Regions from separate parts of the Homo sapiens genome. Here region 1 is linked to region 2. Evidence: chromatin loops called from intact Hi-C (ENCODE). Cell type or tissue: GM12878. All regions are shown on one strand. Links, peaks and the distances in the headings refer to the core of each region. The heading gives the core; the rest is flanking DNA.

The links. Peaks named below come from ENCODE experiments on the same cell type or tissue, not always from the same donor. Only the 100,000 strongest peaks of a DNase experiment are listed, where the experiment ranks them.
Region 1: it touches region 2 in a loop (2.0-fold over the local background); 1 of 110 quality-filtered maps calls a loop at or near these places.

The regions. Positions count from the first base shown.
Region 1 is chr4:10,614,762-10,630,513 of GRCh38, reverse strand. The region is part of intron 2 of CLNK (cytokine dependent hematopoietic cell linker); the gene reads left to right. It overlaps LOC105374480 (a long non-coding RNA gene), which reads right to left and starts at 9,466. Exons shown (of 5, transcript XR_001741593.2): 1 at 9,362-9,466; 2 at 8,672-9,180; 3 at 7,664-7,714; 4 at 5,595-5,735; 5 at 1,379-2,009. In GM12878, for the core only: a CTCF peak has its summit at 7,608; a DNase peak (open chromatin) is centred at 7,563.
Region 2 is chr4:10,803,675-10,819,426 of GRCh38, reverse strand. LINC02498 (long intergenic non-protein coding RNA 2498) reads right to left here. Exons shown (of 4, transcript XR_925377.3): 4 at 10,490-10,700. Among named protein-coding and RNA genes, the nearest start is that of LINC02498, 74 kb to the right of the region's middle. RefSeq lists an enhancer at 12,089-13,288. In GM12878, for the core only: no CTCF peak of the experiment used is centred there; a DNase peak (open chromatin) is centred at 9,316.

The DNA.
Region 1 (15,752 bases), core at 4,708-9,707, 190 kb after region 2:
AATTTTTGAATCCACAACACATAGCCCAGAGTTTGGTGTAGAGTGAGCAGAAAGAGTGGAAACGACTCTGAGCTTCTGGCTCATTAGACACAAGTTGGAATCCCAGCTTTGCCTGTGAGAGCCTGGGCCAGTCCTTTGACTTTCATGAATCTCCATTTTTTTCCATGAGGAGGGTGACAAGAGCTTATCTTCAGAATGGTCACAGAGTCCAATGGGTACAAATGCGTGTCATAGTAACTTGCCGATCATCATGTACTATAGAAAGGCAAAGTTGTTCAAATAAATTATCAGGCTCAGGAATAAACAAACAGACAACAAGCCAGATTCAATTCCAGTCTACAATATTTCATCAGTGTCCACAAGACTGAGGAATCTTTGCAGACAATAATCCAATTTTCTGGAGTAGGAGCATAGTGAGGCTATCCTCTGTTATATCCCTTCATTATTCTTAGTCTTGCAGGTATTCCTTCTCCCCAGGCCCTCAGAGGTTTTGCACTGCCGTGGTCCCCAAACACCAAGCATGACTTGGGATTGACTGGCAGCATCAGAAGCCCTGGGTGAGGACTGAGGAGAGAGAAGAAATTTTCGTTTTCAAAGATTTATGGGATATTTCTGAAGCCTTGAAAAAAATAAATTTGGAGAGGTTCTAATTTTGGAAAACTTGAGAGAGACTGTGGCTGTTTATAAAAGAATTTCCCAGTGATTAGCCAGCATGGTGGGTAGCTACTGATATGCTCACCTTCACACTGCCTTCCCCCCTGAACTTCACACTGCCTTCCCCCCAAACTCTATAAGTTGCAAGACATTGTCTTGAAAACTAGTTGGGCTTGAGAGACATTGGCCTGGTTTTGGGGCTGACCTCACCATGTGGTCTCTTCATGAGTAAATGTGCAATCTCCCCGAGGTTTGCTGAAACACTCAACCTTGTGCTGAGGTTTTCTTGATGTGGGCGTCCCCTCGCAGATGCCTGGTGGGTGTTAGCACTTCCTCGCTCTGCCCCAGCTGTGCCCACTTCTGATCCCTAAGACATGTAAATATCAGGGGGCCTCATCTGTGAACACCCCATGGCCTTGACTCTCAGGCTGCCAGCATGTCTTGGGAAAGGGAGCCTGCCTCCCCTCTCTTCCTGAAAGCCGAGGCCAGGTCAGTGCCAAGAATAGCCAGTATTTTTTGAAGAAGGACCTTCACACAGCCTGTGAGGGTGGCAGGCATAGGTGCAAAGGGAAAATTTCTCCTTCATCCTCTGAAGTTTCACGATAAATCAACTCACGAAAGGCAGATTAATTGGAGAAAACACATACAAATGTATCTGACCATAGCTTTAGGTGACACGGGAGCCCTCAGAATGAAGACCCAACCCCTCAATGAGGCGCAGAAGTTTATAAACCATCTTGAGGTTACAGAAAGAATGGGGGCATGGGAGCTGGTCATACAGGTCATGGGAGGGGGAAGAAGAGGACTTCCGTTGAAGGACAGTAAATGGTTACCAGGGAGAATTTAATAGCCTTAAAGAACAGGCAATTATCTGGGACAAGCTCTTTTGGGTCCTCAGAGCAGACAATGGTTTGTGACAAAAGTCTGCCCAGGTGTGTTGACAGATCTTAGCCTTCCTTCCTGCAATATGGGTTCAGCTCATGAAAACTCAGACAAAGGGCAGGAGGTGATTGTTTTCTTCATTGGTAGGTCTGGACTTTAGGCAGACAAAGACTTTCAGAGAATCCTACACTTTGGGAGAGACGGTAAGATGTGGGGAGGCCTGAAAGAGCTTAAAGCTCCTGTTTCAGTTCAGCATGTACAAAGCATCATATTTTGGGGTATCGGTTTCTGAGCCCCAACACAGGCATCGCAGTCTTCACTGAAGAAGGAGGAGCAGAGGCTACTGTGCACAGTTCGTCCCAGGGAATGAGAAGTTGAGCCCAACTCTGCCTCCAAGGCCCCTCAGCCCCTCCAGCTTTCATCTTCTGCTCTATTCTCAATGTGCTGGACCACATTCTAGGTGCCGTCTTAGTCTGGAGAGCAAAGGAGAAACAGACCCTGACTTTGACAAAGTTAACATCAATACAGACCGAAAAATGTAACTAATCTCATAAATGAATATTTGCAAACTACTATGAGTTGATTTCATCTGAGTTTTGAATGTAGCCTTGAGTTGAAATCTGAAGGACAATTAGGAATTTCAGCAAAGAGTGAAAAAAAAAAAACAAGTCTAACTAAACAAGCCTTTTAAGGAAATGAAAGGCCAGTGAGGGAGTTTGTGTGAGGGAGAAACATTGAGATAAGCCTTCGAAGATTATTAAAGACCAGACCATATAGGTCCATGGGGACACTGTCCCAAGAGCAAGAAGCTGTTACAAGTTTTTAGGCATTAGAGTAATATAAACAGGTACACATTTTGAAAAGCTTCCATAGGCTGCTTTCTGGAAACAGATTGGAGGAGGCCAAGAGGGTTACACAGGATGCCAGTTAAAAGGCTGTTATCCAAGTGAGAGGTGGCGGTCTCACTAGCAGCAAAGTCTGAGACCTGGATTCTGGTGCAAGTGAATTATGCGGGGACCTCTTGCAGCAGAACCCTGCAGGGGAAAGAGGGAGACAGAAGGGGGAAGAAGTGTTATGGGGAGGCCTGACCTAAGCCTGATTTCTCAGTAAGTTCTGGAGCTGAGCTATTTCACAGACTCTGTGAAGCCCAGAGGTGAGGGGCTCAGGCAGTCTGTAGCCCAGAATGCCTGTGGGGGTGGGAGTGGGGAACCCAACCTCTCAGACATCACCAAGCCCTGTGGCTCCTGTCAGTCAAAGGCAATCCTCCCAAAAAGGATTAAAACATGAGTAGTTAGCAATCACCCTGCAGCAGCAGAAGGAGGAGACAGAGAGACGCTCTGTCTCTCTGACCCTGTCTCTCTCTGTCCCTCTCTGTGTCCGTCCTTCTCTGTCTCTCTCTCCCTGGCCTTGACAGTATCCACTACGCTCCAGTCATGGTTCCAAGTGGCAATGTTGTTTGGATCAATGAATCAGACCTAACATAGTACTCTATGTTACTAAGTAGAAACCAATGCCAATGATATTAAATAAGTAACCATACAGAAGCTTATGTGGCTAATGGCTTTTTAAAGGTATTGTTTCCTCCAAATGCCAGAACAGAGGGAGAAAAGGGCAAGTTTGGGAGGGACAATTCTCATTTTGTTGAGGCTCTAAAGTCCTGGTGCAGGGCCAGGCTTTGAGGTGTGTGGGATGTGCTTCCTGTTCTGCATAAAGGTGGCAATTGTGTTCCAACACCTGGGACACCTTCCACCTCCACAGTCTGTAGCTACTCCTGGCCCTCAGGGAGGTGTCTGTAAAACTCACAGTTTTCGTCAAGTAAAATGAACCCATTCTCTATGGATATCAAGTTTCCTGCCAACAGCTTCAAAGAAAAAGGAAAGTTTAAGTCTTTTGGAAAGACTTAAAGGGAAAGCTGCCCTGGACACCGCTTTGACCTCTCGCTGATGTAGCAAATTGCTTGGGTGAAGTTTACAGAGGCTGGCTGTATCATGAGAACCAGATTCTAGAGCTAGTCTATGGATGAAACGTGGCACAAAATCTCTCCCTGTTTTACAGGTGAAGAAACTGAGGTAGGGAGACATTAAGCAGCCTACTCAAAGAACACAAAGGTAGTGAAAGGCAGAACCAGGAGTGAAGCATAAAGCACGTGGCATGACACTCCATGTCAGACATTAAAACACATGTCCGCAACTGTGAATTTGGGAAATTGTTAAAACACGTTATGACAGTGACATTACAAACTGTAATGCAGTCATCAAATATGATTTCATGGAGGTACATCTCATAGTGCATATATCCTAATGCATGTATTTTTTACCAAAAAATTAGTATTTACATATATGTGTGCCACAAACCAGAATATATCGTTTGTATTATACGATTTTTATTTTCCTGTTTTTTTCTTGTACTTTTCTCAATTTTCTCGTGTGTTAATTTTGTAATAAAAATATTCTATAAATATAAACTTAAAAACTAAATTTCAAAAAAGAAAGGAAAGGGGAAAGTGAGGAGGGAGAAGCTGACTTTCTCCAGTTGTCTTACAGGAAAGAAAGAATTTGGTGCGAATAAATGACATTCAAGAGAATCAGAGGAAAGGCAGATGAGTTGATGTGGGTCAACGAAATAAAAAGAAGCAAGAGAAGGAGAGCATGAATGAGAAACAAAAAGGGGAGAGAGGAACTGTCTGTCTAAAATCCAGGCATCCTGGTGACAAAAGCTGCTCAGATCATTGCTCTCAGAGCAAACCTCACTCCACAGATGCAGCAATGGGGTGCAGGGTTCTGAGGCCACTTCCCCAGCTCTATGGGGACTGAGGCAGAGCTGTACTGGGCAGGCGGACACTGCACAGTGGACAAGGCATGAGCCCCAGCCAGGGAGACCTGGGTTTGAAGCCAGCACCACCCCCAACCAGTCAAAGTGCACGAGTGAAGGATGTCCCCCAAGATTCAGCCTCTACACCTTAAAGGTGGGAATCATTTCCACACACGAATGTTTCTGTGAAGGTTAAATTAAAAGAACGGTTGAAATGAATGTGCCCACTACAGAGAAGGTCATAACACATTGGCTTCCTTCCCTAGTCTAGAGAATTCCTTCCCCATATGAGAACCCTCAGCCTTGAGCTACATTGGCCTCAGATGCATCAGTAGGAGTTTGATTGGTAACAGAACCAGTTTCTGCTTTCTGACTCTGTCTCTTCCTGTCTATCTCTGCCTCTGTCTCTGTCACTCTCTGTCTCTCTATTTCCTGCTGTCTCTGTTTCTCTGCCTCTCTCTATCTCTGCCTGTCTGTCTCTGTCACTCTGTTGCTCTCTCTCTGTCTCTCTTTCTCTGTGTTTTAATCTCTGTCTCTGCCTCTCTCTACCTCTGTGTCTCTTTATCTTTCTGACCCTGTCTCTCTGTATCTCTCTGTGTCTGTCCTTCTCTGTCTCTCCCTCTTACACACAAGCACATGCACCTGCACACGCCTGTAGTACAATAACCATCTGGCACTCTTTATTTCCAAAGTCTATTGATGATCTCACTGGGTCTAAGGGGACCAGTCTGTTGGAAAGAGAGCAACAAGCCCAGAAGGGCCAAGCTCAGGGCAGAGGCAGTGAGAAAAGCAAACACAAATTGTTGAAATAACCTCCCCGTGGTGTCAGCCTGTCATGTTTGCCCCCTCTCTCTGCCTTTGTACGCCAAACACCTCCCTCTGCAGAGTGGCGGACAGCTCTGCTTTCAATTATATCGGCTAATGTTTCCCTGTCACAGCAAGGCTCAAATCTTGCCAGCCATCCACAGGGCCTGGTGGATTGGTCTGTTAAAATCCTGCATGGCTTTACAGCACCATGGGCAAGAGATCTTCCTATCAAAGGCATCTCTGAGCTAATGCTACTGTGATCTTGGCTTGCCTGCAGCTTTGGGAATGAAAGATGGGTTCACATTCACAATACCATGATGGTTATTATTCTACTGCCCAGTAAAACTATGTAATTTGTCCTTGGAAACTGCCAAGAAAGACATCCCAGACTCTTGTCTCTGAAATCAGGGAAACAGAATCGAGAAAACGTTAAGTTCAACCTGAGTTTCCACCCATGAGTTTAGAGATGTGGGGCGGACATCTCCTTCTGTAAGTCTATTTCTCACAGCCATAACACAAAAAGTTTGGACAGAATCACCATTTCCCAAGGTGTGTTCCTCCAAATGCTAGTCATCAAGATTCTGCAAAAGAATAAAATGAGTTGTTTCATAACCAAATACTATGGGAAGCAGCTCAAACTCTCTTGAGTTTCATGATGCTTCTTGGCATCTTAGAGATCCTGAGACATCCTGAGAAGTCCTGCAGGAAATACACCTGCTGTATTTGCTATCAAATAAGTTTAAAAAAAAAAAAAAAAAAAAAAAAACTGGCCGGGCGCGGTGGCTCACGCCTGTAATCCCAGCACGTTGGGAGGCTAAGGCAGGCAGATCACGAGGTCAGGAGATCGAGACCATCCTGGCTAACACGGTGAAACCCCGTCTCTATTAAAAATACAAAAAATTAGCCGGGCGTGGTGGCGGGCGCCTATAGTCCGAGCTACTCGGGAGGCTGAGGCAGGAGAATGGCGTGAACCCAGGAGGCGGAGCTTGCAGTGAGCCGAGATGGCGCCTGGGCAGCAGAGCGAGACTCCGTCTCAAAAAAAAACCAAAAAACTACTGGACACTAATCTTTGTGGAATATCTACTGTTTAACATGGCTGGAGGTTATCTTGCTTATCTTCATGAAATATCTACTGTTTAACATGGTTTGAGGTGAGGGTTCAGCAAAGCACACTAGTGCTTACCTATTCCAGCATCTGCATTCCTCCAGCTCACATGCTCTGGATTGTTTAGATTGTGTAAACCTAAAACACTCGGGCTATTTGCTTTTCCACCTAGAGATGGGGAAACTGAAAAGTGTTCTTTTCAGAAAATTCTAGGTTGTTGCCGTCACTGGGACACCATCATTTCACAGGAATGTATGTTTCACGTTTCACGTTAAACACGTACCTTGCTGCATGTAACATTTAACATGTTTTCTTCCTTTCTTCACTAGTCTACACTTCTTATCTTTCTTCAGTCATGCACATTTCTTACCGTTTAAGAGAAGACATCACTGTCCTGACTCAGAGTTCCACAGAAGGTTTTCTAGGGTTGGGTTCTCCTTCTGTAGCAAATGTATTTTTCATTATCTGAGCACTTTTCACACTGAACTGAAATTGCTTATTTGCCTATTTCCCTTCTAAACAAGGAGTCCCTACAGTTCAGGGCACAAACTTTTAAGTATTTTATCACCTGTGTGGTTAACACTTAGTATCTAAAACTTACTTTAGATATTGTTTATACATCTAATTCATTTAAATATTTGTCAGGCGTCATCTTATTAAATCCTCTCAATTATCCAATGAAGTAGAAGCTGGCCCTTCACCTGATATATTGATGAGGAATTGGAGGCTTAGAAACATGTACTGGCATTCCCTAAGCTTTAGAGGCTGCATATCTACAAGGTTAGTGGCTGAAATTTGAAGCCAGACAGTCAGATTCCAGAGCTCTTACTCTGGCCACCGTATTGTATTACCCAGAGGCAGTGAGGAGATGCTCAACAAACATTTGTTGAAAGAGAAATGTATGAGGCTTTATTAAAAGAGCATCCTATAAGACGGCTGCTTCTCTGATTTTACATACTCTGAATCTTGGAGAGAATGGTCTGTCAACCCTCTCCAACACAGGTATCCATCTCGAAAAACCTAGAGAGGGATTTGTTAAGTCAGGAGTTCATGAAGCTGATCAATGACTCAACTGAGTAATGGGAGACTCATTTTCTGGAATGAGAACTGTAGGTAATGCAGATTTTTTAATTAATATTTAAAATCTTTATTAAGGTATAATTTACTGCTATGGACTGAATATTAGTGTTTCCCCCAAATTGACATATCGAAGCCCTAGTTAATCCCCAATGCAATAGTATTTAGAGGTGGGGACTTTGGGACATAAATGGGCTCAGATGAGGTCATGGTGGTGAAACCCCTCTGAAGAAAATTAGTGTCCTTGTAAGGGATGAAGGGGCCAGAGCTCCCTCTCTCTACCAAGTAAGGAAGTGGCTGTTTGTAAGCCAGGAAGGGAGCCCTCACCAAGAACTTGACCATGCTGGCATCCTGATCTTGGACTTCCAGCCACCAGAACTGTGAGAAATAAATGTTTATTATTCAAACCACCCAGTCCATGCTATTCGGTTATAGCAGCCCAAGCTGACTAAGATATTTTCATAATAAAAATCAATGTTATATACTCAAAATGGGCAAATTTCATAGTATGAATTTGGTATGCATTTGTACTGTTGTTCCTTCCACCAAACCATGACAAGTTTTAATACCAAAATTATGTTCTTTCTTGACAAAGAACTGGTGAAAACTTCCAGATGGTGTGGGTGCCCCCTTTCTGTCCTATACTGTTTCAACCAAGGTTGGGCAAAGACCTTCTTTCCTTGGTCAGGGCTTTCATGCCTGTTATTGCAGTTAGCCATGAGTTGTTGTAGCCTGTCACATCCCGTCATGAATTGTAAGCTCTCAAAGGAGCATGACATTTCTTTTGCATTTTTAAACGAACCCAAGAATAAACAAAGTGACATACTTGTCTGGAGAAAACATAAGGCTTGAAATCAGGTGACCCAAGTTTGCCTCCCAGAGTCCCTCCTTTAAAACTATATGACCACAAGCCTCAATTTCTCCATCAGTATAATGGGAATAATATCATTATAACTCCTGGTTCCAGGCTGGCTATGCCCCTAACAATCTATATGGTATTTACCAAATAAAGGGGAAGAGAATGCAAAGACTTTTAAGTATTTTCTACTCCTTGAAATCTTTGATGCCTGGATTTTAAGAACTCAAATTTCCAAACAAAAACTTTTTTCTTAGTCTCTAAGCAGCCATTTTCCCCAAACCACTTGCTTTTATGACCTAGACTGCAAATAACAAGTCCTGTTTTGCTCAGATGAAAGAGTGATTTGACAACCACTTAACGGTGTACATTTTCTCAGCATCGCAATCACAGAAATACCTGGGCTAAATGGCACAGTGCTGATCCACTGTGAAAATTTGTGGAGTGTTCAATTACCCTTAGAATTGTTCATCTCTTACCTGTGGAGCCCCAGAGTCTAATCACAGGACAATAGGCTGCAGCTGGAAAATATTCCACAGCACACAAAGAAAGTTCACAGAGAAGCCACAGGCCCCAGACCCCACCTGGAAAGTGAATTGTCCTGCATTTTGCAGCACACGCATCATCCTTTTCTTGACAGTATGTTCCTAATGTCATCCTGGAGGGACAGAATAATAAATAACAACAATAAATCTGACATTGGCTTATCAAATCTAAGGACAGAATTAATTCAAGGGCTGCAGATTCCAGTGACTAGCATTTGTGGATCTTAACTGGATCTGATTGGATTCAGACACATGTCACATTTCTGGCCCCAAGTCTATTGAAGATCATGCTCTTGACTCAAAGGACACCCACTGGACCCCAAAATGGAAAGACCTCCAATGATACTTAGTTTTCTTTGATTGAATGATAGACTTCTTCATGTATTCCTTATTCCACAAACATTTAATACATGTCAGCTATCTTCCGGTAACTCTGCTTGGGGCTGCAATTAGAAGACAAATAAAATACAGTCCCTGCCCTCAAGAATCCCCCTGTCTGAGGTGTCCTGTTACCATTCTGCCCTCTCCAGGAAGACACTTCTATCGCGTTTCAAGGACATACTGTGGAAAAACGTCCTGGGCTTTGAGCCAAACAGAAGTGTCTGGCCTGCAGCGGCCACTTACCTCTTGGTGACTGAGGTACTGAGGTAGGGCTTTTTGGTTTCTTGTTTTTCTGTTTTCGAGACGGAGTCTCGCTCTGTCACCCAGGCATGATCTCGGCTCACTGCAAGCTCTGTCTCCCGGGTTCACGCCATTATCCTGCCTCAGCCTCCTGAGCAGCTGGGACTACAGGTGCCCACCACTACGCCGGGCTAATTTTTTTTTTTTTTGTATTTTTAGTAGAGACGGGGCTTCACCATGTTAGCCAGGATTGTCTTGATCTCCTGACCTTGTGATCTGCCTGCCTCAGCCTCCCAAAGTGCTGGGATTACAGGTGTGAGCCACCGCGCCCAGCCTGAGGTAGAGTTTTTACCCTCCTCAGCCTCAGCTTCTTCATCTGTAAAATGGCAGTCAAGCAAGCCAGAAGTTACATCACTGTACTGTCAACATTATAAGAGAAGTAAACACAGAGCACCAGGAGAATTAGGAGCCATAGAACAGGTGCAGGCAGGCACCCCACGCTAAAGAAGGCAGAACTGGGTCTCGGTTTTGAGAGCAGAGTAAGAACAAATTGCCTCTGGAAGTGTCAGGGAGCCCTGCAGCCTAGGCATGAGAAACCTTACGGATATGAGATGCTGCATGCTCTTGGAGGAATGAATGGCACCTTTAAAGAAAAATGCAAGGGGATGGGACAGTTTGGTTAGAGGGAGTCCTACTGAGTGGCTTAGATAAAATCAGTGACGATTGTTTGACAGTTAAGTCAGTGCCTGAGTGAGGTGACTTTAGGATAGGTGGGTTTCTGGCATTGGTGTTGACATGGATCCTCTGGGTGACAAAACCTCTCTGAAAAGGACAAAGCAATGGGTTCCAAATGAAGCAACAGCCTCCTAGTAAAATGGTGCATCTCGGGAACGAAGTTAGTTACGGCTACTACGGATCATGTGATTGGAGTGCACAGCTTCCCGTTTCCAGATTCAAATCCTTCATTTTCACAACGAGGAGATGTGAGTGCTTAGGCTCTGAGGAAAGGGAGGAGGATGCGTCTAAGAGGAGACGCATGCTCAGTTCTCTCCCCTTTTCTTGATGCGCAGAATTTCTCACTTGGCCGTGAAGAGCAGAGAAAGGAAGGGACTATCCAGTCTACAGATTTCTCACATTCTTGTGTGAAAAGAAAACAGGGGTTGGTGATTGAGGTTCCCTCTTTCTGTACCATTGAAACCCACCAGCGATTAACACAGAGTATTATGGGAAAACGCCCCGGGCTTTGAGCCAAGCAGAAGAGTCTGGCCTGTAGCAGCCTCTTACCTCTTGGTGACTGGGATAGAGTTTTTACCCTCCTTAGCCTCAGTTTCTTCATCTGTAAAATATAAATAGGAATGCCAGCTCCACACGATACTGGAAAGACTACTTGAGAGCCTGTGTGGATCACATAGCACACCATGCTGACCGCCTTTCTATTTGTTGCTGTTTGTTTAATTCTGTCTTTTGAAGATCAGAGAGATCTATTCCAACCCATTCATTTACTGAATGTCCCTTTTCCTTTCCCTTTTATTTATTTTCCTTTTTTTTCTTTTTCCACCCCAACCCCTCCTGCACACACAAACACACCTATGTTTCCTGCAGAAATGAAGCTAATTCCAACACTTAATTAGTGAAGTCATTGCCACACAGAGAGCAGCCAAGGTGCTTTGGGAGGGATGGTAGCTCAAAACATTTCATTTTATTTCGAACAAGGTTAACCACATCATTATTACCAAAACACAGTCCCAAAGGCGCCATCTGTCTCCCATTGATGTATATTCATGGTTTGCTGGCAGCAGTTCAAGGAGTCTGACCGGTTTAAAAACACAAAGCTCCTGAAACCAGAGTGAGTTTATTTTCCTAGCCGGTGATTACAATGCTTACCTCTAATTTAGCGTGAAAAGGCTCCAGCGATTGCCTTTGGAGATAGCTAGGCATTGTTAGCTTGAATTACAGCACTTGGTCCATGGGTGTTCGCCTACCTGCAAGTATAGCTCCAGAAGGACTAATGTGTTACCAAGTTTCAGCGGAACTGTGCAACTGGCAGTGTAGAACACAGAGCTACTCACTGATTTTCTGTGGTCAAAGACAGAGCCTGAGACACTCATTGATGATTGATCAAGGCTAAAAGAATGCTGACAACATGTACTTTTCTCCTGAACCTTCTTTTAGATATAAATTTATTTAGGCATACAATATGGTTTGGATCTGTGTCTTCACCCAAATCTCAGGTCCAGTTGTAATGCCCAGTGCTGGAAGTGGGGCCTGGTGGGACGTGATTGGATCCAGCGGCCAGAGTCCTCACGAATGAGTTAGCACCATCCCCTTGATGCTGTTCTCATAACATAACCGTGACTGAGTGAGTTATTGTGAGATATGGTTGTTTAAAAGTGTACAGCACCTTCCTCCTTTCTTTCCTGCTCCTGCTTCTGCCATGGAAGATGTGCCTGCTTCTGCTTCACTTTCTGCCATGATTGTAAGTTTCCTGAGGCCTCCCCAGAAGCAGAAGCAGCTATGCTTCCCGTACAGCCTGCAGAACCGTGAGCCAATTAAACCTCATTTCTTTATAAATTACCCAGTCTAAGGTATTTCTTTATAGCAGTGCAAGAATAAACTAAAACAGCATATTTTACATGTCATATAATTCACCCATTTTAAAGTATACTATTCAATGATTCTTTAGTAAATTCACCAACTAGTGTGACTCTCACTATAAATCAGTTTCGGAAGATTTCCATCAACCTAATAAGATTTCTTATACCCATTTATGGTTGATCCCAGTCCCCCACCCACTTCCCCAGGCAATTACTAATCTACTTTTTTCTCTACAGATTTGCCTTTTCTGGATTATTTCACCTAAATGAAATCAGTCAATAGGTATTTTCTTGTGTCTGGCTTCTTTCACTTTTCATGATATTTTTGAGGTTAGTTGATGTAGCGCGTGTAACAGTTTATCCATTTTTATTGCTAAATAATATTCCATTGCATGAGTATACATTTTGTCTATCTACTCACCAATTTATAGGCATTTGGGTTGTTTTCCGTCTGAGGCTCTTATGGATAATACTACTAAGAATGTTCGTGTGTAAGTCTTTGTGTGAACATACATTTTTATTTCTCTTTGGTAGATACCTAAGAGTGGTATTACTGGGTCATATGTTCAACTTTTTAAGAAACCATCTCCAGAATCTTGATTCTTTTGTAGAAGCTCATTTCCTCTTTGCTCCCCAACTAAAACACTAGTGATTCAGATGTAAGGAACATGCCTCCACATCTTTCCCTACAGCCCAGGATGAAAATCAAAAACAAAAGCAAACAAAGCTGTTTTTTCTCTCCTGATTACACTCATAGTAGAAAAGCGCAGAGTTGGAACCACAAAATGAGCCTGCCAAAGAAGTAACAAACTCTTTTTCCGTCTTTTTCAGTCTTTTCTGGCTATATGGTACAAATAAAACAAAATAACAGTAGAGATACTGAAAATCAAACCATAAGCTTCAAAAGTCTGGCTTGGCTCATGGATCACTAGCTAAAGCCTTTATTTTTAATGTTCTGAGCAAAAATTGACTATTATTTCATTGCCATTTAATTTACCAGAGAGTTTTGCATAACTACCAAGTGTCTAGTACAGAAAATGACAGAAGTAGAAATTTCCAATGAGCAGCTCATAGTCCCACTGGTGAGAAATCCATACCTTACAGTTACATATCACATGGTAGTTCGTAAGGGGATTTTGGAATTTTTTTCTCCCCTTTTGCACACATCAATCCTATTAACAAATATTCTTTTGGGGGAGAAGATAAAAGGAAGATTGAACTTGGATCATCTCCAGTTTTATATCTCCAGCTATAAACAATAGATGCTGGAGAGTTGAACTTAGAGAACAGATAAACAAATATTGAAGACATTAGCATATTAAGCAAGGGATAAGGAGGTTTCTTAATTTATATATGTATGCATTGGGATGGGGAGGGGAGGAAAGAGAGGGAGGTGAGGAAGTTCTATGGGATTTTTGTTTCTTTTGTGTTGCTATTCTTGAAAGGATAGTAGCATTAACTTATATTGTGCACTCACTCTCACAGTACAACTAAGACACTAATACTGTTCCCACTTGAAAGATAAGAAGCATGTGGATCAGAGCAGTAAAATCATTGTCAGGCCAGAAGCCCAGAGTTTCATCCTAGGTGTGCCATGTACTAGCTATATTTGACCCCCAAGCTGAGTTCGTTCTACCACAGACATTATAAATGGCAATGCTTTAAGGTGGGTTAGCCAGTGGTGTTCTGGCAAATTTTAGTAAATGTTGAACAATTCTCTAGAAAAAAAAATGCGTGTATATATATATATATATATATATATATATATATACACACACACACATATATACACACACAACTTTATTATAAATGTTACTGGTATAAAAGTTGTATAGTACATAATTTACAAATAATAATGAAATATGCAGTACTCTTCATTATAAATTCCATATAGTCAGTTCCTTCTCATAGAATGATTTCATTGATTTTTGCTGAACTCTCATATCTTTAGCAAATCTATGGTTGCAACTGACAAATTAGTATAGTTCTAACATCAATATTGCTGCTATTTTCCTTTGTATTAATGAGTAAAACAAAAGTGGAACAACAAAGAAATATGAGGACTTTACTTGTTCTTCAGAGATGTGGGCAGCTTCTTTGTTGAATCAGATAATACTTTTCAATATTGGAAGAATATGTCCTATTTTGTGCTATTCGCAATGTTATAGATATTGACACAGCATACTGTTAAGTTAAATCTGCTTTATTAACATTTCCTCCATTATCTTCTTAAGTCTAATGTGTCCACAAAGCAATAAACTAAACCCCGATTTGTAGCATGTGCCAATTTCTGTGGTGTAAGTACTCCCACTATGGCCAACGTCCAGCTGCAAATATTACTTCACTAAATTGAGGGTGGTGAAGAGATGAACAGCAGCATATTTCCACCATTCAGATAAAATAGATGTAGATAACATCAAGACCATAGGTAATCGCGAAATGTAGTAAAATAATTAGAAATTCATGTATTTTGTATATTCATTATCTTTGCTTTTAGTCTAATTTTGTCAATTATAATTTTATATAATTTAATTTTTAATAATGACTGTTTAACAACTGGCGTGCAAAATTCCTGAAACTTTAATACAGAAAGCAGCTCTGCTGGGGAGCATAAGCCAGCTTCAGCACACCACTGATAACTCAATATTCCCTCTGCTCTTCTTCTTCCTCTCCATGCAGGTCTGACATTGAATGCCTCCTTTGTTATTGACTTTTTATGAAAATGTTTCAGGCTTTACCAGAACACTACCATTGACTAGTTGACCTTGGAAAAATCTTTGACCTTAGAGAGTCATTTCATTATTTGTAAATCAAGGTTATTTTACCTTCATCATAGCACCACTGTAAAGACAGGTAAAGTAACCAGGACTATGACAAGACAGCATACTTACTCAGAAACTATGAGCTCGCATCCTCATCTGCCCCTCAAAAGTCCTGGGGTCTATACCTGGAGCAGGTGCATGGAGAACTCTACTGGCTCTTCTTTGCTCTTCTTTTTCATTTTTTTTCTTTCTTGGTGTTTTGTTTTGTTTTGTTTTGTTTTTTGAGACAGAGTCTTACTCCGTTGCCCAGGCTGGAGTGCGGCGGCACGACCTCTGCTTACTGCAACCTCCGCCTCCCAGATTCAAGCTATTCTCTTTCCTCCCTCCTCCCTCCTTCAAGCGATTCTCCTTCCTCCTTCCAATCCCAAGTATCTGGGATTATAGGCATGTGCCACCATGCCTGGCTAATTTGTGTATTTTTTAGTAGAGACAGGGTTTTGCCATGTTGGCCTGGCTGGTTTCGAACTCCTGGCCTCAGGTGATCTGCCCGTCTTGGCCTCCCAAAGTGCTGGGATTACAGGCATAAGCCACCGCGCCCAGCCTCTTTCTTGTTTTTTAAGAGTCTCACCCTGTTGCTCAGGCTGGAGTGAAGTGACACAAACTCGGGTCACTGCCGACCTCCACCTTCTGGGTCCAAGCAATTCTCCTGCTTCAGTCACCTGAGTGACTGGAATTACAAGTATGCACCACCATGAGTGACTAATTTTTGTATTTTTAGTAGAGATGGCGTTTTGCTATGTTGGCCAGGCTGGTCTCGAACACCTGACCTAAAGTGATCTTCCCTTCTTAGACCTCCCAAAGTGCTGGGATTACAGGTGTGAGCCACCGCACCCAGCCCCTTCTTTGCTCTTCTAATCTCTGTTATTAGTGCACCCAGAACTGATAGCAACCAGATGACCTCTGTGATTAGGAGAGTGGGTACTCATAGGAAACAATCACAACAAGGCTCTTTATGTATTGATTTTTTGATCCTTACAA
Region 2 (15,752 bases), core at 6,216-11,215:
TGCTGGAATTACAAGTGTGAGCCACCACACCCATCCCACCTCTGTTGTTTATAAGCTACCCAGTTTATGGGATTTTTGGTATAACTGTCTGAATAGACTAACACATCTGCAAAAATAAGCTACTTTATCTAAGATCAATTTATCAGTAACAAAGTAGAATTTTTGCTTTAATCCACCATATTAGTCTTTGTATTTATTGCTGCATATTGAACATCCCTGTTCTTTGTGACTTGAAACTACTTTTGTGTATTAGAATTCCATGTATTGACTGCCAGTGGGGTAGTTAATATTTGGGCTTCTCACAACAATTGCAGTCAAACAGCAGCTGAAGTTAAAGTCATTTGAAGGCTCAAGTGGGCTCGCCATCTAAGATGGCCCATGCAGATTTCTGTTATTAGATGATGGCTTTCAGCTCATTGGTTATCTAGGAATGCTGACCAGAACACCCTCTCATGTGGCTTGGGCTTCTTATTGCATTGCAGCTCTGCTCCAAATGAGTACCCCCCAGAGTGAAGATTATAAGATATCCAAGTAGAAACTACAGGGCTTTTTATAGCCTACATTTGAGTTCCACAGACATCACTTCTGTCACATTCTTTTGGTCAAGGCTACTCACCAGGGCCAGCCCTGATTCTAGGGGAGGAGAATTAGACTCTACCTTTCAATGTGAAGAGAGGCAGGTGAGTATGGGTAAGAAAAGGCAAATGGTAATCATCTTTGATTTCTACCTCACACAACGTTCTTCTCATTTCTCAATCATTTCAGAATTTAGACAAGGAAGAAGAGAAGCTTTTTATTGGGCTCCCACAAACACACAACAAAACTGTTCATGGGAATATTTTAGAGGGCAACATGGAAGTATCAACCGATATAAGAAGTAATGTAACTACCAATATTAATTCTGGGATCTCTCTGAAAGATTTGTTCATTCATGCACACAAAGATATTTGTACAAAGTAGTCTGTGTCTGTATTATTTGTGTTAACAAGCAACAGAAACAGTGTAAATGATCACCAGGGAGGTGGTGATAAAATCTGCGGTAGATCTTTAAAATAAAACACTATGCAAAAGTTCAAAAGGTAGATACAAATGCAAATGACACAGAAAGCTTTCCAAGACTTACTCTGTGACTTGCCTTTTACATATAATAATGATATTAATAATGCAAAAATGTTAATCAGGTACGTATGATTTCATTAGAAAATAATTTATAAGACTATGCAATACAAGTTTAAGAATGGTTTGTTCTTGGGAGAATATTGGGAGAGTGATGCTAAGGAAGTCTTAAGCTTACTCTAAACCGAATGTTTTATAACAATAACGCATTCTTATATTACTTGTGTAATTTTAAAGTAGATTTTAAAACATATAATAGAGATAAAAAATCTATTGGTAAAACCATTATTTTAATGATTTATTAATCTTTCTTGAACTTGTTCAACAGTAATGTATTTCTCAGACAGGTATAGCAGGTAACACCTACAAAAACCTCACTGTATTTCAAGGGTTAATAAATAACACCCCTTTTTTCCTAATTGTGTTGAGAAGTAATTAAACGATGGATAGAGGAATCAGACCAATGGACATCTTCATGTAAACTTTATTGCTGGTTAAAGCTAAGTTAGAGGTCTTGGCTTAAATGCAAAATCATATGAGCTACAGCTCATTCTACAACCCCAGAAATACGCTAGTCTTGTCAGTTACTGGAAAGGTTTTAAAACTACAGGACCACTACAAGGGAACCCGCCCTTGTAAAATTTACTGCATAAGGAAGCAGGGAATATATAGGCCAGCAAATTTGCTTCAGATATGTGGTAGGCAGAGTTCTAAGATCACCCCTCAAATTCTTGGCCTCTGGTGAACAACATATCCATTTTCTCAGTTATTCAATCAAATACTAATCTAGGTGTTTCTCTGAAGGAATTTTGCAAATATAATTTAGGTCCAAAACCAGTTGACCTTATTATGAGGGAGATTATCCAGGTAGGCCTGGCCTAATCACATGAGCCCTTTAAAACTGGGCTAAAGGTCAGAGATGAAGAAGTCAGCGATTGGAAGCATGCTCTGGCTGCCTTAAAGCTGGAGGGGACCTAGTCTCAAGGAATGTGGGCTGCCTTTAAGTGCTGAGACTGCCACTGGTGGACATCCATTGAGCAACTGGAAAACCTTAGTACACAGTGACAAGGAACTGAATCCTGCCAATGCAAACAATGAGCTTGGATGCAGATGTTTTCCAGAGCCCCCAGACCGGACATCAGCCTAGCCAACACTTTGATGTCAGTCTTGGGATGCCGTGAACAGAGAACCCAATCACACCATGCCAGACTTCTGACCTACAGAGCTGTGAGCTAATAAATGGGTATTGTTTTCCTCCACTAGGTTTGTAATATTTTGTTACACAGCAATAAAAAGCTGATGTACAAAGGAAGAAGACTAGAAAGAGTTAAGCCCTGAATGCACCAAACAGAAAAGTGGAAGAAAGATGGAGAGAGTGGAGAGAGGCCTGCAGGTTACTTTAGTGGATGTTCTGCCACCTGGAAACACGGGAATGGGGAGTGAGCGTTCCCTGTTCGCGTAGGCTCGGCAACGTTCACCATTAGCTCCAGATGGGAACTTCCTGATGACCTAGCCCAGTGTTCTCAACAGAGGCCCCATTCACATTTTCAGCAGGACAAGCCTTTGTTATACTGGGCTGTCTTATGCATTACAAGAGGTTTACTTTTCCTGGGCCTCACCCATTAAATGTCAGATGTATTCCTCCAAACATCGGGGCAACCAGAAATACTCTCTAGCATTCCTATATGCCCTCAGACTGGCTGAGAATCATTCGGACCACACTGGCTGAGAACCAATGAAGCTCAACCCCGTATATTACAGATAAAGAAAGTGAGAGCAAGAGAGAGAAAGGGTCTTTGAGAAGGTCTCATAGCCTTTCCGTGTCAGTACTACAGGTAGGATTCCTAGTAGACTGTTTTTGCAAACATAAATTATACATGGAATATTTTAGTATAAGGTCTTTACCATTCTGGCCACCTGACATGATTCTGGACACCCATGTCTCCCTCCTATACATCACCAAGTGATTGCTCAAATGTCACCCTTTCAGAAAAGCGTTTGTGATCCTCCTATCTAAAATTGCAGTGCCCCCGCACACATACATTATCAGTATTCAGTACTTACCATCTTCCTTCCCTAATTTATTTTTTACATAATACTTATGACCTTTTAACAGACTTGTAAGATGTACTGATTTTTTTTTTAATTTTGGTCTGTCTAGACTACAACTATAAAATAAACTCCAAGAGTGAAGGATTTCAGTCCACTTTGTTCCTTCTGTGTCCCCGGTACCTGTATCATTGCCTGACACCTGGGCGGCACTCAGTATTAATGGAATAAATAAATGAGTGGAGCCATTATGCCAAGTATTTCATACAAGTAATTATTTTCTTTCCTTCTGTTTGGAAAGAAAAATAAATGTTAGAATTAATAAAATCACTTTGTATTTACTAACAACTATTTCACAGGAACAACTATGAAAAATATGGTGAAGAAGTTTATGAAAACAAAGTATATTCAGTAAAAGGTTTTTGTATTAGATTTGATAAAATAGGGTATCCAGCAAAGAAAATTGTTTTATTTTCTCAGTCAAAAATAATATTTTACTTTTTAAATAAAATTGGGTCATGCATAGTGTATTTATTTTTTATAAATTAAGTGTTGGTCAGCTCTGACACTAATAATATGAATTCAAAATCTTTTAAATTTTGCAGGAGATTGTTAATCTAAATTTTTCTTCTACTGCACCCTCCCTAGACTAACAAGGTCAACAGTTGGGTTTTTGTTGTTGTTGTTGTTGTTTTGTTTTTTTGTTTTTAGGGAATGCCGAATTTTTTAAAATTTAACTCATGGTGTAATAGATGTATTCTATTTTTAAAAATACTGAGTACCTTGCTAGATGTCAATATAATTTTACTTTTGGAAATACATAGATAACTTTGACTTGATCCTTGACCTTGAACAGCCTATTTATTAATGGTAGGTAGCTGGAATAGGTATGCATACAAAATATTGTTAACAATTTAGGGTGTATACAATTTGTCATAACAATAGAATGAATTCTTACTTTATTTATTTTTATTTTATTTATTTATTTATTTTTTGAGACAGAGTCTCGCTCTGTCTCCCAGGCTGGAGTGCAATGGTGCAATCTCAGCTTACTGTAACCTCTGCCTCCTGGGTTCAAGTGATTCTCTCACCTCAGTCTCCCGAGTAGCCAGGATCACAGGCACACACCACCACGCCCAGCTGATTTTTGTGTTTTTAGTAGAGATGTGTTTTCACCATGTTGGCCAGGCTGGTCTCGAACTCCTGACCTCAAGTGTTCCACCCACCTCCCCTTCCCAAAGTGCTGGGGTTACAGTCATGAGCCAGCATGCCTGGCCCAAATGCTTACTTTAAAATCTTAATTATAAGCATTTAAAGATATGTCATGTGTTTTTTAAATGATTTTATTATTTTTAAAATCTTTAACTAGATTTTTTTTTATGGTAAAAGCCCTTACATAAAAACAGAAACAATACAAAGTTTTTGCAACATATTTTCTCTTGATGGGTTTCAAGATTACTTCAAATGGTAAATAACACTGTGGTCAACTTGCCCTGGAATTCACTGGTGTCAATGTCTACATTCATATCTATCTCTTTTCTTATGAATGCAATTACTATTTTCCCTGAAAAATAAAAAGTATACTAATGTATAAGTTTGCTGCCCTCCTGAATATTTTAATCTGAGAGTTCAGTGTTACATTTAATGCAATTGCACTCAAATGTCCTCCAGAATTTATAGCAAGTGATTTGAACATACCAGGAACATTTTGTTCTTATGTGAAGATTTGCTTTTAAAAGCATATCAAATAGATTTTCTACTACATAGAGTGGCTGGCAAATAACCAAGCATTTACTTGAATTGTTATGATGACATTTCAGTCTGAAAGGTCACATTACAATCAACCCTAGGAGTACTTACTGTGTTTATGTGAAAGAAAGACAATGAATTTTTTCCAAGTAGTTTAACCCAAAAACGTGGGGGACTGATGCTTGCTGGAGGGAAGGGGCTTATATTCCATAGACTAGCATCATCTCATGGTGAAGAATGGTAAAGACTGACTGAAACTTTATTAGTTTGATTAAGACTTACTAGGTATGCTTCAAGGGCCCAATTATTGAAATAAGCATGGTGATATTATCTGTGCCTGAATGAATATGATTGATGAATTTATAGAATTAAAGAAAAACAGGTGATGATATGGTTTGTCTGTGTCCCCACCCAAATCTCATCTTGAATTATAGCTCCCATAATCCCCATGTGTCATGGGAGGGACCCAGTGGGAGGTAATTGAATCATGAGGGCAGGTTTTCCCATGCTGTTCTCATGATAGTGAGTAACTTATTCCAGCCTCACAAGATCTGATGGTCTTATAAAGGGCAGCTCCCCTGCACACACTTGCCTGCCACCATGTAAGACGTGCCTTTGCTCCTCCTTCACCTTCTGCCATGACTATGAGGCCTACCCAGCCATGTGGAACTGTGAGTTTATTAAACCTCTTTTTCTTTATAAATTACCCAGTCTTTGATATTTCTTCATAGCAGTATGAAAATGGACTAAAACAGGTAGGCACAGAAAGTTTGAAATATCTTAAAGGGGAACTGGACCAGAAAATAATAAAGCAAAGCCAAGTCTGGGTTAGATATTGATCTCATGGTTGAGTGCTTACTGGATTGGATTATTCAGCTCTGGAAGTGTGTTCTTTTCAGGCCCAAGGCTGGTTCATTCCATATCTCTCACTGTGGGAACCCCACAAGAGGTTCTCTAGAGGAGAATATTAGTGAAATAAATATCTGGGCCAGAAGCCAGTGGGATAGTGAAAGGAAAGGAGATACAGAAACCCAACAAACAAGGCTAGGCCCATGTGTGTTAGAGAAGGAAAGTGACCTGCCAGAGAATAATAAGGGGTTAGGAAACCCAGCTGAGCCTTCCCAAAATAATATTGGAACAGAAAAAGGAAATTTAGCAAATAGAAATGCTATTTTGAGCATGGAACATTTAAAAGCCAAGGAAAGACTGTTTCTTGAGGAACACAGGGCAGAGGTACCAGAGCTTTCAGGGTTGCTAGAAGCACGTGCTTCAGAAACATCAATAGCTTCAGTTTGGGAATCTGCTGGGGCAAGTTTCAAGTCTCAGGCTGAAAAAAGTTAGGTCTAAGGTAGCAGCATCCTTCCTAGGAAGTGGATGTCACAGGTCTCACCAAAAACGTGGAGATTCATGGCAATGAACTGACTGTCAGGACAGGAATGCCTAACAGAGATTAGCAACCGTGTCACTTGAGAAATGCACACTGGGTGCAACTCTAGGCTTCCAGAAACAAGAAACTTGAAGGAAAATGAAAAATAAGTTTTCAATTAGTATGAAGGAAATGAGAGGCATTTTACATAAACCAGGTGAGAAAGGTTGGGACCACGTAAATTTCTAACCTTTGAAGAGTAATTGCTAACATTTATCCATTTATCCAGGGCTTAGTCTGGACTGGGCACTGTTCTGTTTCACATGCGCTATATTAGCTGTTGTGTTAACTCCTATAATACTCTGATAAGGTGAGAACCACTTTTAATTCTTCTTTTATGGATGAAGAAATGCAGACACTGGGAGAAAGTAACTTGCCCAAAGTCACACAACTAATAAGAGGAGCCAGGATTCAAACCAACGAAGTCTGTTTCCAAAGACAGCACCTAAATTACCATCCTATGAAACAAGCCAGAATGAGTCTCCAAGAGAGGGAGTAATTTGCCTGCCTTGCCGAGAGAAATGCATGGTTTCACATTAAACTCTATCAAGAGAAATCTCTGCTGGAATAAATTGTGTGTCCCAAAAAACTGGCAAAGACTAACATTTGGAAGACTGGAACTAACAGGGTCTCTCCTTGGTGTGGCAGACACTGGCTAGCCAATCCCATATCCAATTCCACCTCCCTTATCTTCTTTCCACCCTCAGGTGGTCATGTGGCATGGTTCCAGTCAGTGAGATTCAAGCAGAAATATTCTTTTACATTTCTGGTTTTTGTTTTGTCTTTGTTTTACTTTAAGATGTTTAACTGACAAATCGTATGCTTTCAAAGTGTACAATGAGATGATTTAATATACATACACGTTGTGCACTGGGGGACATGGAGAAATGTTAGTCACGTGGTACAAGCAGACAAATTCTGGCTGCAACTTCCAGGAAAGCTTTTACTTTCCTGACAGCTTGTGAACCCTTTCATGCATTGCTGTCTTTTTTTTCTTCCTTCCTGGAATACAGAAGTGTCTGGAGGGACAGCAGCCTTCCAGGGATCATGAAAATAGTCACCAACTGAGGATGGTGAGCCCTTGACGGCACCATCCAGCATATTCCCTGGGCCGGGACTGGCCACCTCTGAACCTCTTGTTTGGAAACCAAATAAACCACTGTCATTTTCACTTTTTAAAAAATGAACATATTCCAGTAACTTTTTGATCATTTTAGCTGATCTTCTTCATCTTTACCTCTTGAATCTGTCTAAATTTTTAACAACCACTATCTCCAATGGGATGATGCCTCAATCCTGAGTTGCCTTTCAATAGCCTCTTGAATCTGGGCCCCTCCAGCTACCACTGGGCAAGTAATTCCACACAACTCACCGAGGGTCTGACCTCTTTTCCCCTGAGGAGCAGCTTCAGCTCTGAATCCCTGCCTGATCTAGTAACAGCTAAAGCATACCCCCCTTTCCTGATGCCCAGTTTAGGCATGGACACGTCATCTCCCCACTTCCATGTCTCTCTAGCTTTAGTTGTATCAAGAAAGCATAAGATCTAAAACCAAACAAAAGAAAAGTTATGTGAAGAGTAATAAAATACTATATTTTAACCTGCTTACATGAATAGGGGGTTGATACATTTCTTTTTCTGTTTAGTTTTTTTCAACAACAAAAAAAAACTATCTGAGAAGAGAGAAGTCATTAAATTAAGGAATACTTTTCAGATCATACAAATGTTCTAAAGCAGTGATTCTCAAAGCAGGGTCCTCTGGATCAGCAACATCTGCATCACTGGGGAATTGTGAGACATGCAGATTCTCAGGCCCTATCCTTGCTCTCCTGAATCAGATACTCTGGGGGTGGGGCCCGGTAATCTGTGTTCTGCCAACCCATCTGGTGATTCTGCTGCATGCTCAAGTCTGAGAACCATTGCTCTGGGCAATAAGTTATTCAACTAATCCTTCGCTCCCACTAACCACACTCACGTACTGAAATGCAGACTCTTTTAGAGCAAGGCCTGAGTCTTATCTATCTCTGTGCCCCCAATATGTAGTAACATGCCTCAAACAAGAACAGTCCAGAAAATATGCAGACCAATGAATGAATCAGAGAACGATAGTGGTGATTCTTCATTTTTAAAGCAAGCCCAAAGAAAGGCAGCTAATTCATTTAAAAATAATTAATAATAAAGGCAAACTAATTCATAAATTTGAATTAGAAATACTACACATGAAATAGCAGGCATTATTCTTCTTGAGCTTTGTCATAATAGCTACATCTATTGCTGTTTTTCTTTTCTATTGTGAGTTTTATTTTATATGCAGAAAAATATATTAAAATATATATACAATATAAAATTTTTAAATGAAGGAAACATGTATGAAACTACCACTAAGAAATAGAATTTTGGCCGGGTGTGGTGACTCATGACTGCAATCCCAGCACTTTGGGAGGCGGGGGCAGATGGATCATTTGATTCCAGGAGTTGGAGAGTAGCCTAGGCAACGTGGCAAAACCTCCTCTCCACAAAAGATTAAAACATTAGCAAGGAGTGGTGGCGTTGATCCGTAGTCCCAGCTACCTGGGAGACTGAGATGGGAGGATCGATTGAGCCCACAAGGTCAAGACTGCAGTGAGTGGTTATGGCACCACTGCGCTCAGCCTGGGCAGCAGAGTGAGACTTTGTCTCAAAAAAGAAAAGAAATATAATTTGGTAAGTAATGTAGAAGCCCCTTTGTCTCTATCTTTGTGCCTTCTTTGAGATAACCACTACATACAATGTTGTAACCATCATTTTACCAACCATGTATAAATCTCTCAACAAATGTCATTTAGTTTTCTCTGTTTTTGAATCTTAGTGAATAGATTACCTGTGGTTTGTTTCTTGTTCTCCAGATGAGAACCACTCATACTGATGCACATAACTGTGGTTCATTTTGACTGCTCTATGGTTACATTGTGTGAATACGCCATTTTTTTGGTCTATTCTACTATTCATGGGCATTTTGGTTATTTCCAGTTTTTGCTATTATGAACATTGCCTCGTCACAATGACCACCATCTCAGGCTCCCTTTGAGTCAGATATACACCTTTCCCTCTCCACTGGCTCCACTAAATTGTTCTGAAGCAAGTCACAGGGTATTATTTCATCTGTAAGCTATAGAGATTCTTTTGATGAATACAATTCGTAATTTTAATGCAGTCACATTGACCAATCTTAGTTGGGTCATGGGTTTTAGACTATTTTTAAGAAGAAAAAAAAACCCTTTTCTACACTGAGTTTATAAATATTTTTCTATCTTGTTTTTAAAATCTGTGTTTTTAAACCTTTCACATATAGTTCTTAATCCACCAGGAATTGGTTTCTCTGTAGGAGGATTTAATTTCATTTTTTGTTCAATATGGATACCAAATTGTTCTATGACATTCGTGGAAAAATCCATCAGTTCACATCATCACATGTGGCTACAATACCACATCTGCTGTATCTAAAGCTTCAATATCTATGCAGGCCAGTGTCCAGGCTTTCTGCTGTGCTCCATTTGCTAATGTTTCTGTCCTTGCACCAGTAACTCTGTTATAGTCCTTTATCTTTATAATCTGGAGACCAACTACTCACCTTGTTCTTCCAGAAGGCCATGGCTATTCTTAGACTTCTCAATTCTCTTATGAACTCTAAAATCAGCTCAACACATTACTAAGTGATTGTGATTTGGTTGGTACAATATAGTACATCAATTTTGAGGTAATTGGTATCTACACAATATTAATTCTGTGAATCCATGAGTGTAATATATATCTTGCATATCTCCTTTTTGGGGTCTTTTTCAGTATATTTTAATTGAGTTCTGTGATTATCTCTTTGAAGGACTCATATGATTTTGTTATATTTGTTCTTAGATAATTATATTTTTATACTATTGTAAATTTTAAATTTGACTTCTGTATGTTGCCAGTATATAGAAATAGAATTGATTTCAATATTGACTTTTGTATCTAGCAACTGTGCTGAATTATCATCCTAACTTTATCTATAGTTTTTTGACATTTGCTGTAATCTATTGATACATAAGAAATGATTCCCAAACCCGGTGGCTTAAAGCACTAGTAATCATTTGTTATCTCTCATGGCTTCTGTGGGTCAGGAATTCAGACAGGGCAAAGTGGAAATGGCTGTATTTGCTTTACAATGTTTTCAGCTGGAAAGCTGAGGGCTGGAATCATCTGAAGCCTTGTTCACTTGCCAGCAGTTGATGCTGACTATTAGCTAAGACCTTAGCTAAGGCTGTCAGCTGGAACACCCCCAAAAGGCCTCCTCATGTGCTCTGGGATTCCTTCCAACATGGTGGCCAGGTTCCAAAAGTGAGTGTTCTGAAAGAGAGAGAGTGAAAAGAGAGTGAACCATAACATTACTTCTCCTGAATTCCATTGATCTGGGCAGTCATTCATTCCCTCCCAGCTTAAAGGAGAGGGAGCAAGATGATCTCTCTCAGTGGGAGGAGTCTCAGGTACATGGAAAGCAGCATATGAGATGGTATTGGTGGGGCCATGTTGAAATAGTTTGCAACAATATTGTTAAAAATAACAGAAAAATTATCTGTAAATAATGACAGTTTTGTTTCTTCTTTTATCATCCTTATTTCTTTTCCTTCTTTTTTTCCTTGCCATACTACACTAGCAAGCCACTTTAATATTATGTCAAATAGAAGGGATCAGAAGGAGAAACTTCTCCTCATCACAGAAAAGAATGCTTTTAAACATTCCATTACTAAGAATGACTTTTGTTGCAGGTTTTTACAGAAGTAAATATGATTATGTGAAACTCATGTCCCCAGCAAGGAAGGATTACTGCTCAGCTGTAGAGATGTATTCAGCAGACGGCCTCTAGCTGATAACCCTTCAGGATCTGTGAAGATGCAGAGAGCTGCCCCAGCTGCAGTCACGTCCTGTCCAGGGCAGCCCATCTCTGGAGACTGAGCAAGGTAGGAGTAGAAAGGCCTGGCCATTTTGGCCCAACACAGGATCATCTGACGGGAAGTACTAGCTTCAGAGCTCCCCACCATGTTTTCTGATGTTCATTTTGCCTGCATTGAAATTCACTTCTTCCTTTAACCAATCCTGCTTCCTATGATACATGTTGATTCCTAATAAATATCTTACAGCCATGTCAGCACCTGACTCCAAAAAATCCATCTTACAACTGTCAAGACAGATATGGTAGGATAAAGTGGTCAATGAGAGGGGTTTTGGAACTGGATGACCCACTGCCTGGCTGGAGGGGGACCCCATTCCTGGTAAAAGGTGGAAGAGAGCGAGGTTTCACAGAAGATGGTAGTCTAATCGTTACAACATTTGTTGAAGGCAAGCTGGGAGGCTACTTCAGTGGAAAAGAATACATCAAATACAGAGGCATATCTGGCATTTAAGATATCTGGAGAAAATAGTAGCTGTAATGTTAAGAGGATTGAATAATGGGTTAACCTGCTAGGGTACCATAATACAATACCACAGACTGGGTGGATTAAACAACAGAAAACCATTTGATCACAGTTCTGGGGACTGGAAGTTCAAGATCAAGGTGTCAGCAGTGTTGATTTCGTTTAAGGCCTCCCCCCTTGCCTTGGAGATGGCCGCCTTCTCACTGTGTCCTCACATGGCCTTTCCTCTGAGAGCACATGGAGAGAGAGCTATGGTATTTGTCCCTTTGCTTATCATCACAGCAGACCTATTGGATTAAGGCCTAATTCATGACTTCACTTAACCTTAATTATGTCCTTAAAGATTCTATCTCCTATGGTCACATGAGAGGCTAGGGCTTCAACATATGAGTTTTGTTGGTGGGGCACAATTCAGTCCATAACAGATGGCTCTTGCTAAGGACCATTGATGCATTACAAAATGATAATGAACAGCTGAAGTGAGTAATAGGCAATTAGTCGGAAGTCAGATGTGAAAGTCAGGGGGCCTCTTTACTTGTGTATACGGAAGCAGGGCAAAGGAAGCCAGAGGAGCAAGTGGGAATGTTTGAGTAGCACCACCCCAGGCTGCCATCAGTCAATACCTTGCACCAGGCAGAACACTCCAGCCATGCACACTACAGCAGCAGCCCCTTCATGGTCCTGTTGGCTCCTGTTTCTGAGGGGAAACTGGAAAGAGGACATTAGAAGAACAAGCTAAAGCCCCTATGTTGTCATTGGGCTCAGGCTGCATCTGGTACTTATGGTCTGCCCCTTTGACATCTATTCAGCAGGCCAAGGTGGCTTACCAGCAGGACTGAAAGATATGACCCAATCCTTCACTTCTGGGTGGTTGGAACAGCGCTCATCCATTCATAATTGCAAATTGATCAGCCAATTTCCTTGTGATTCCTCCAGCTCCTAATGTGAACTGTAGCCTTGATGCCTTTTGCCCAGCTGGTCAATTAGCCATGCCAGTTGGTGACTCCGCCTCTCCTATGTCACTTTAAATCATGCTATAATGCACAACAGTGTGTGTACATCTTTTAGATTTTGTGGGGTTTTTCTAATCAGTTTGCCCTTGGGATATTTACTTAGAAGTATGTCAGGACAAAGAATGAATATGCATGGATTTTTAAAAATATAATGCCAACTTTCCCTCTATAGGTATTGTACCATTTTGAATTTATGCCAGCAGTATGAGGATGCTTGTTCTCCAAAACCCCACCAACAGAGAATGTCATCTAATTAAACATATTTTGTTTTTGTTTTAATTTTGAGGCTGATGTGATTTGAGAAAACCTGAGCTACACAAGGGATATATCTACTGCTTCCTACCATACCAATAAACTATGAGCCCCCTGTTGATATGGTTGGGCTGTGTCCCCACCCAAATCGCATCTTGAATTGAAACCCCCACAATTCCCATGTGTCATGAGAGGAACCCAGTGGGAGGTGATTGAATTGTGGCTTTCCTGAGCTGTTCTTGTGATAGTGGATGACTCTCACAAGATCTGACGGTTTTAAACAGGGGAGTTTTCCTGCATAAGCTCTCCTCTTCTCTTGTCTGCCGCCATATGAGTCATGACTTTCATCTTCCACCCTGATTGTGAGGCTTCCCCAGCCATGTAGAAATGTGAGTCCAATAAACCTCTTTCTTTTGTTAGTTGCCCAGTCTTGAGTATGTCTTTGTCAGCATTGTGAAAATGGACTAATACACCTGTGTATACTGATTTTTCCTCTGGAGAGTTGGAGAAAGAAACTCCACCACATAATTTGACTTTCAAGAAGAATTCATCGATAAAGCTAGTGTTTCATTCTGTCTTTGACCTTTGCCAAAGGTTTCTGTTTTCTGCCCCCTAAGACCTTGGAGAAACTGAGGTAGCGCAAGAAAGCTATTCAATGGGGTGATGGAAATAAACAAAGTAGGGTTTTCTTTATTTGCATGAGAAAGACTCATGTGGGCAAACTCTCTTTCTCTAAGTACGTAGGGGAAGTTTCAGGGAACAGATGATAGGCATCAAATTTCACAGAAGGCTAACCATTATTTTCCAGAGTATCCCACTGGCAATTATTATATTTGTATTAGTCAGGGTTCCCTGGAGAAAAAAAAAAAGGAATCAATGGGTGAAAGAGAGAGAGAGAGAGGGAGACTTCTTATGAGAGAATGGCTCATGGGATTATGGAGGCTAAGAAGTCCCATCGTCTTTTGTGTGCAAGCTGGAGACCCAGGAACCCTGGTGGTGTAATTCAATCGAAGTCCAATGGCCTGAGAACCAGGGGAGCCAATGTTGCAAATCCTGGTCTTGGTCCAAATCCAAAGTCCTGAGAACCAGGAGCTCTGTTGTCCAAACGCAGGAGAAGATGTATGTCCCAGCTCAAGCATAAAAAGCCTTCCTCCACCTTTCTGTTCTGTCTGAGCCCTCAACAGATTGGATGATGCCCACCCACATTAGTGAGGGCAAATCGTTTTTACTGGGTCCACTGATTCAAATGCTAATCTCTTATGGAAAGACCTTCACAGAAACACCAAGAAATGATGTATTACCAGCCATCTGAGCATTCCTTAGCCCAGTGAAGCTGGCTTACAAAAGTAACCATCACATTATTGAAACAAAAGATGCCAGAGCTGATGGAGACTTTGGTTATTACCAACCTCTCCCACTATTTAAAAAATAAAAAAAAATAAAAAATAAAACATGACCTCTGTCAAAGATAAACAAAGCTAGGCACTGGTTAAAGTGGTGCAGATGGATTTTAATCCATAATAACCATTGCATTAGGGAAAGGGTTCATCATGAACTGGACTCAACTTTGATTTGTAACAGAGGTGACTGGATGTTTCAAAGGGAGAATAAGGGTGCAGGGAAGTGGGTGAGCAGAGCTCAGTCGAGCCAGAGAACTGAAAAATTACAAAAAGTGTGTAGTGGGGGTTGGTCCGTGTAACACCCATTTGGGTTTGCTAACTGGTGCTTATGGAATTTAGGCTTCTAGATTCTCACAGAGACTGGGTGACAGGGGGCCTCTCTTCACATGTTGGCTGGAACAAGCAGTAAATTCTTCTGGCAACCTTGAGCTTTCTCAGGCAGGCACTTTCAAGTGGGCTAAAGTCATCCCTTGGATTTGGTTGAGCTATTAAAAACTACGTTAGTGTCTGTTCAAATCTTTATAGGTTAAAGTTGAGGTCTAGTTGAGAAGATGGCTCACAGGAGACTGGCTACTGTTTGGTCAAGCAGAGAATCTCTGTCACCTTTCAAGATCAAAAACACCTGGTGCACAGGCAATCAAAAAAATAGAAATAAAAATTTAAAAAAGAGACTGGACCAGACCTTCACTTACTGACTGCCATTGGCCAGTAACATTTTATTGTCAGGAAGTTTCCACTTTCAAAGAGTATTTACTCACCCACACAAAGAGCCACTCAGTATAGACAGCCAACAACTTTAGCCATTCTGGTTAAAATAAAACAATAATATGAATCCTCCTTTCAGTTCCTCCAATGAAAGTGACATATGGAGAAGCACACGATCCATAATTCAAAGAGAAGTGCTGCCTACTTCCTCATTAGCTAAATTGCATTCATTGCAGAAAGCTGCTTTTGGTAGCCATATCGATCAGCAGGAAGTAAGATGGAAAAAAATTAACAAACTTGAAAAACTTCAGTCTCTGGGGTGTAACTCACCATCTGGGAATGACTTATTAGGAAAGAATCAAGAAAACACTGTCCGCATATGACCTTCCCATTTTACATATGCAGTCAGTCCTCATTAATCTGAGACCCACCAAAGTGGAGTCTGCAATAATTCAGAAGTGACAATTGCAATCCCCGCTGAAGAGAAGGTTCCATGCAAAACATTTAATGTAGGACTGTAAAGTCTCTAATAAAAGTCAGGAGTGTTTTCCTTCACTTCTTTGTTTTTATGTGCAATCACATATATAATACAATGTGAACAATGGGCAAAAATGA